Regions from separate parts of the Mus musculus genome. Here all the other regions are linked to region 1. Evidence: chromatin loops called from intact Hi-C (ENCODE). Cell type or tissue: left cerebral cortex. All regions are shown on one strand. Region 1 has its middle 94 kb from the start of Trp63. Region 2 has its middle 200 kb from the start of Trp63. Region 3 has its middle 23 kb from the start of Trp63.

Region 1 (2,500 bases):
CATACTAATGTTAGCATGGCAATCACTTGGACTTTGATTCTAGTACTGGTACCTAGCATGCCACATGCAATACATTTCTACTGCTTATACATAAAAGGATAGCAGTTTTAATGTACTATCCATGCATTAGGTATTTGGGTTATCAGTCATTCTAGATTCTTTAACCAACCTCTTTTTTTTTTTTTTTTTTGCATAGAAGACTTGATAATTTTTGTACTTTAAATAGCTTATGAGCTTATGCTTAAACTACCTTTAAACTAAAAAATATAATTGTCACTAAGATATGAACTAAATATATATGTAATATGGATGTATAATGTTTGTATATGCATGGATCTTCATATGTTTATAGTTTAAAAGTCTCCAGGGGCTGGAGAGATGGCACAATGATTAAGAGTACTGGTTGCTCTCGTTGAGGAACACCCAGGTTCAAGTCTCAGCACCCTCATGCCTGTCTGTAACTCCACCTCCAGAGGATCTAATGCCTTCTTCTGACCTTCACAGGTACTGTACACACATTGTAAACATACATGCAGACAAAAGAACTTGCATATAAATAAAAATAATAGAGATGAAAATACTCTCTGAAAAACAAGGAAAGGAAAACTGTCCCTCCTAGGGGTGCACTTAACCTGGTAAGTTTATTCAAGTATTTGGCCTCTTCCTACAGCACAGGCATGCGTTACTTTGTCCTACAGACCCTTTGTATGGCTCTAATTCAAGCTTAAACCTTACACAGCTACTGTGTCAGGAGCAAGACATCTCTAGGAGAGTTCTGGATTGTGTCATTGATAGCTAGCTCTTCATCAGCCATTCAAGGCAAATGCTTTAAATATGAAAATGTGAGTACTTCAGACCAAGAACTTTGTCAGCCAAACATACACTCTTTCACAATATATATATTAAAAACAATATATATATATATATATATATATATATATATATATATATATATATATATCACAATATATATACATTAAAACAGTGAGAATGGAGTTGAAATACCAATATGTGGTTGAGAAACTGCTTTATATGTTTATATTTATATTTTATGACCTTATATGCGTTTGTATTTATAACTGAGAATGTGGGATAAGAGCTAAAGAAAAGCAATGTCTTGAGGGAAAGTATCTTGTGAATGCTCTATCTTCTGTGGGTTCAATAAAAAGCATTCTGTCTACCCCTGGGAGATTCTTTTCGCCCATCACAGTGAGACACAGAGGAGATCAGACAGAAACTGGATGATTCATCTTGTGGAGATAGATGGAAGTACATAGCTGATAAGCCTCAGAAGGAATGACATTTCTGCCAGGAGAACAGCTGTGGCCTCTTTCTTTTTATTCTCTTGGGTTTTGTTTATTTTATTTTGTTGTGTTTTGTTTGCTTGTTGTTTTTCTTGTTGTTTTTGCCCTGTGGAAGGCTTTAGTGACAAGAAAGGAAAACAAGACTTTACCAGCAACCTTGTTTTTCTAAAAAGTCATACCTGCTGCTTTAGAGTTTTCAGATTTTACTCAGGGGAGCAAGACTTTGCTGTAAGAATCTCCTGGCACCCTGAATGAGCAATAAATAAATGCATTTTGTAATGCTTCTATCCAGTATTCTAAATTCATTGGGGTGCATACATACTGTACCAAATAGGAGCCTGGGACTTTTATAGCACAACTTAAAAATCAAATTGTTTATAAAAGATAGGAAAGCAGAAACTAGAGACTATACTTGTGCATGTTTGTGTGTGTGTGTGTGTGTGTATGCATGTGTATAAGAGTACCCAGTCATAGCTGTACACTGCAGGTGACAGCATCATATCAAACCCCTAACTTTTAACTGTTACTTGTTATGGCTCAGATATGACAATCTTAAAAGAACTTGTTTAAAAGGTCTTGTTTAGGACCAGTGAAAGCAGCAAGTTATGGGCATTCTTAACAAGTAAAGAAATCAATCTAACAGAAACGAAAGTGGAGCAAATTCCCAGTTTTAAAGTCCCAGGTACCCTGTTACCTATGCTTGATGTGGTTTGGTTGTTGATGCCTCATGGCCTGTATAGTGGCTGTCGGAGGCTGACCCTGGTATGGCCATGCTAAGAGGTAGTTGGACTTTTAAGAGATGGCCTTTCTAGGAGGCTCTTATGGCAACTGTCCTTGAAATGGATTAAGTGCTTCTCATGGAATCCTTAATCAGTTCTCAAAAGAAGCCCGGTCGACAGAAGAACAAGCAGAGGCTTCTTTTGTTTCCTGTCTTGTGACATCTCTTCCTCCTGAATGGACTGCTGCCCCTACAAAGCCATCTGACTTGAGGTCTACACTAGGGTCATGGCCTGGAGCCTCAAGAACTGTGACTGGAGTACACATTATCTCTTTTATGCAGTTATTCAGCTTCAGCAAAAAAGGATGATTGCAGACATTCTTATCCATCTCCTTCACTGTGTTTTTGAGCCGATGAATGGATGGGTAAATGATATTCCAGGATGGTGAAAATTCTGTTTGAACTATAAAATCATCAG
Region 2 (2,500 bases), 100 kb before region 1:
TTTCTCATCCTGCTCCAACATAAACTAGACTAGTGAAACATTACAAACTATAAAACAAATTGTCACAACATGTCAAGCTCCGGTGCTTCTGGAATGGGAAGACCATTCTCCAAACACTTCCTTTTCTTCTTCTATACCCTTGTGGCTGCCAGTCTGTCATACGCTTCTTTGGCCATGCTGAGTCACTTGAAACCCACTGCACCTGACATGCTCTTTGGAGGCACAGTGATTTTGATGATATCGATTGTGTTAGTCAGATGTTTCATAGCGGTGGGAAGCAGTTTAGAGGAGGAAAGATTGGTTTGGGGATGCTGGATTGGGGGCCTTGGCTCTACTTGTGTCAAATCCATTGCCATGGGCCTGTGGTGAGATGGAACATTGCAACAGAGGAGCAATGTGTCACCATGTGACAATCAGGAAATAGAATGAGATGGAGAAAAAGAGAGCATGCAAGGCACTGTATACAGCCTGATTGACCCTCTTCCCCCAGCTGGATGGCTATTCTCTTAGGGGGTAGGCCAGATTCAAGCCCTGAGAGAGACCCTGAAAGATATGCAAACAGAATTCCTCTTTCTTCTGTTGACAATGGCTATTTCCATTTTTAATAGAAATAATAAGGAACAGGAAAAATTATATCTGTGGTTGTCTATAAAGGCCTCACAGAAAAGAAAGTTTGAAAAACCAATCCCCAAATCACTGGGTGCGTTTTTCTCTCGTCGGAGGGAATACATGTTTTCACTTTTAATTTTTATTATGTCATTGAAATTACATATAATCATTATTATTCAATCAATTCAGGGACATTCAAAAATAAATTTAAAAAAGAATTGCTCCAAGTCAGAAACAACTATTATTTTGAAATTATTTACATGTCATTTTAGATCTCAAAAAGACAGGTAGATAATCAAAACAAAATTCGATGTAGGTGGACAGACTAATTGAAGTAATTTTAAATGTTATAGTCACAATTTTGTACAATATAATGTACTTGCAGAGACTGCAACTTCAGATGTTTAGCATGCACAGCTAAGGAAATCTGGTATGTGTTTTTGAATCCCAAACTTTAGTAGTATGCATCTTCAAAAGATAGCATTTAAAAAATATTTGTAGACATCTGTAAGTTGACCTAGTCAACATTAATATGATCAGCCTTTCCATCAAGACAATATTTATTATAGATATCCCTTGTGCTTCTTCAAATCCATTTGCCACCATTACCTACCCTGCACTGGGACCTACAGGACTGATTGCTGAGTGGCTTGGCCATCAGGGACACAGAGGGCAAGAATGTTTTCTGGTATAACCTTCTGTTTTGTCCTAGTTTGCAATGGCTCTCACTTGGGCTGCAGCAACTGAGCAACAGGCCCAGGAAGTACTGTCTCCTGCACCAACAGGTCTCCAGGTACGGTAATAACTGTTTCTTCCCTTTAGCAGGATTTGATACCTCAACACCCCACTTTGTTTAACCTCATTCTTGTTCTCAACTTTACAACTTGTTTTCTACTGAGCCTTCTTCAGCAACACTGGGCCATCTGTTTTCTGCTTCGACTTGGGCTGACATGGAACCTAATGACTCCTTTGAAATGAAAATTCCACCTCCTCTCAACATTGAACCTGAGCTCTGTAGAGTGTGACTTTTCTTACTGCTCTGCTAGCTAGGCTGGCAATTATAAATAGAGACTTTGATTTCTATTTATTCATGTATACACTTTTAATATGTCTTGACTTCCCAATAGGGAAGATGAATAATTTAGCACCCCTACAGTTTCTACGAGAAAGCGTTTGTCAATCAGACCAAGAGAGGCATGCTGGAAATTATTAATAGAAAATCATCAGGTTGAAACTGATTTTGACCTTGGGTTTTTATCAACATACCCTCCATTGTGGCTGAGATTTTTATCTTGATTGCATATAAGTATCTATAGTATTAAAATGTTATTTTGAGTATAATTTCCAGTACACAATAAAAACTTCTTTCCTCTCATGCAAATACAAAATGTGCTAGATAATAAAGTTCTGTGGAATGCTCTTACTAAGAACTAGGATCCCTTTACAGAGTTATTCCTTAGATGACTATAGCCACAATGAGGTAAGGAAACTTATTTGGGGCAAAGAACTAGAAAAGATTTCTTTTTCACACTGAAATCTCTATAACAGCCACATATAGAAATATACTGCTATGGTACCCAGGAAACCACAGTCCATGTGTCAGAACTGAGATGTGTGGAACTGCGACTTCTTTCAATTCGTAGGTTTTTTTTTAATTAGGTATTTTCCTCATTTACATTTCCAATGCTATCCCAAAAGTCCCCCATACCCTCCCCCCCCCACTGCCCTACCCACCCACTCCCACTTTTTGGCCCTGGCGTTCCCCTGTACTGGGGAATATAAAGTTTGCACGACCAATGGGCCTCTCTTTCCACTGATGGCCGAATAGGCCATCTTTTGATACATATGCAGCTAGAGTCAAGAGCTCCGGGGTACTGGTTAGTTCATAATG
Region 3 (2,500 bases), 71 kb after region 1:
TGTGAGCTGGTTCCAGTTATAGCTCTGCTGGCACCCAAGAGGGGATTCCATATGACACATGGGAGCAGTGCATATGGGCAAGTTAGATTCAGTATCTGAAGGTATTGCTTTCTCTCCCTGTACCCAGGTTGAAATCATGTGTACCCAGGTTCAATCATCAGGTTGAAATGGGGACAATTGTGTCCCCATTTCAGTTAGGCTTTCCTTCATAAAATTAATGTATTTAACCATCATGCAGGGATCTGAATTAAAACTGCATCCCAAAGAAAACTACAAAGGGCTTTACACTCTACATCTGCCAGATGAATGCCTTTGGGGAGAAAGAACTCTGCCAGACTAGGAACAGGTAGTAATCTTATATTCCACAAAAATCTTATTTTCTTTTCTGTTTCAACAGTGGCGAATCCTTATCAACCCCATTTTCCTAGCCTGAGAGTTGAAAAAAAAATCTCTATAACAAACACCAGGCCGAGAAATCCTTTGTTCTAGGAAAGGATTGGCTCTATAGCTAAATATGCATGTGCTCTAGCTTTTGACTCCTGGCTTTCTAGAAAGTGTAAGATGGTGGTAGGCAATGCATAGAAATTAGAACTGACCTATGATTTGGCCCAACTCTAAAGATACCTGTTTTCTTTTGCCAATTTATGCTACTTAATTTCTCTTTAGAATAAACAAAAACCTAAGGTGGTGGGATTATGGACTTGAATCCACTGTGACACCTTCAAGTCTACTAACTTAAGAGTAGTTCATCTAAGAGTGAACTAAGAAACTCTCAGAATCTCTTTTTTTTTCCACTGAAAACACAGGACACAAAATTCCCCAGAGTTGGAGAGATGCTTCAAGTGATGGTATAGTACATAACAGAACTAGTTTTAAAATGGTGGAGACAACACATGCAGAAAGGTAATTAATTGCACAGGAAGTTGCATGTGACTACTGCACAAGAAAAGCTGGCTGACATGTACGTAACAATAGAAGAAGAAAGTGTCTAATGGATGAAAGAAGCTCAGATAACCCAAGTCTTAAATAGTGATCTCTATTTCCCAAATGTTTCCTGGATCTGTTTAGATGGACCGTTGAAGAGAGCATCCACAGGCCAAAAGAGGCGGGAGGTGCTCAGAGCAAGTCTACCATGAAATCCTTCAGATCTTTTTTTATGGGTGGGAGTTGTGAAATGCTTTTTGCATCTATAATTAGGGAATGGAGTGGAGCAGATGGCTATGGTGCAGTTATAATTAAAGTATAATGCACAGTAAAATCACCTTGTGCAGCCAATGATGCATCCAAGCCAGAAATATTAACTCTCTTTGATAGTGCTTTTAAGCTGTTTCTTTGGGCTGCAGGGAAAAGTTATTGCATCATGACACTGATTTCACGTGCTCTTTTTCGTACCAGAAGTTCTCTCTGCAAAATTCGGATTGTCCTATACCAAATTAAATAGCTCGCTGAGTCTCCTTAATAAGCAGCACTATTGTTAAAACAGAGGCGCACGCTCCATTTAACAGCACAGAGCTGGTGTGCTGCAATAGATACCCATCTGGGTTACCAATTGTAACCCAGTCAGGTGCATGTGCAAACGATCAAATGCAAAGAACCCATGGGCTGATTGTTAAGCTGAAAAGCAGTCATGAAGTGCCATACACACTTACTGGGTTTTAAAATGGCAACTGTCCTTTTTTTTTTTTTTTTTTTTTTTTTTTGCTAATTAAGAAATAATAAAGGAATGGGACCAGCATGATGCTGTGAGAGGCGACTATGTCTTATGCTAGTCAGCCCCTTCTCTGTGCCTATCTTCCTTGACGTTTAAAGAGGCAAAGGGGGACTACAGGACAACCTGAGCCTTTCTGTGTCCTTGTTGCTCATGCTCTTCCGCTCCCCCACCTCTTCCTCTTCCCCTCCCCCTCCCCCTCACCTCTGTCTTCCTCCTACAACTCCTGCCACTCCCCTCTCTCCTCCTTTGAAGTTGTATTTGACTAGTTTCCATAGCTATAATTATTGAATGATCACGAGGAGCATGGGATTTCTTTTTTTTTTTTTTTAACATCTGCTCTATTTTGCTCGTCAAAGAAGGAGAGAAACGAGAGGCTCTCATGGGTTCTGCTTTCCTTCCACAGAACCCACTAGACTCCCCACAAGTGCCACAAGTGCTTTTACTTCAATAAAATTCTTGGAATTTTATTGTCATGGGTGCTGTCATGGGTCCAAAGCATCTCAGTTCTTCAGTCATAGATCTTATTTTTCTGGTTTATCATATTACATGCATCTATTCCCTCCTTTAGTACATAAAATTCACTTTGTCCCTGAAAGAAAAATTATCTACACTTGCACTCTAGGTCCCAGCACACTTCTGGAAAAGAAGTAGTATCTCTCATACTATCTGTCTTAGTCAGGGTTTCTATTCTTGCACAAACATCATGACCAAGAAACAAGTTGGGGAGGAAAGGGTTTATTCAGCTTACACTTCCACATTGCTGTTCACCACCAAGGAAGTCAGGACTGG

What was found. A loop is a pair of places that touch in the nucleus more often than their neighbours do. Peaks named below come from ENCODE experiments on the same cell type or tissue, not always from the same donor. Only the 100,000 strongest peaks of a DNase experiment are listed, where the experiment ranks them.
Region 2: a loop joins it to region 1, with 8 times the contacts of the local background. A loop is called at or near these places in 2 of 42 quality-filtered maps.
Region 3: it touches region 1 in a loop (2.8-fold over the local background); 2 of 42 quality-filtered maps call a loop at or near these places.

The regions. Positions count from the first base shown.
Region 1 is chr16:25,588,797-25,591,296 of GRCm38, forward strand. No RefSeq gene overlaps it. Among named protein-coding and RNA genes, the nearest start is that of Trp63, 94 kb to the right of the region's middle. In left cerebral cortex, a CTCF peak has its summit at 1,233; no DNase peak of the experiment used is centred here.
Region 2 is chr16:25,486,492-25,488,991 of GRCm38, forward strand. No RefSeq gene overlaps it. Among named protein-coding and RNA genes, the nearest start is that of Trp63, 200 kb to the right of the region's middle. In left cerebral cortex, no CTCF peak of the experiment used is centred here; a DNase peak (open chromatin) is centred at 1,530.
Region 3 is chr16:25,659,509-25,662,008 of GRCm38, forward strand. No RefSeq gene overlaps it. Among named protein-coding and RNA genes, the nearest start is that of Trp63, 23 kb to the right of the region's middle. In left cerebral cortex, no CTCF peak of the experiment used is centred here; a DNase peak (open chromatin) is centred at 1,228.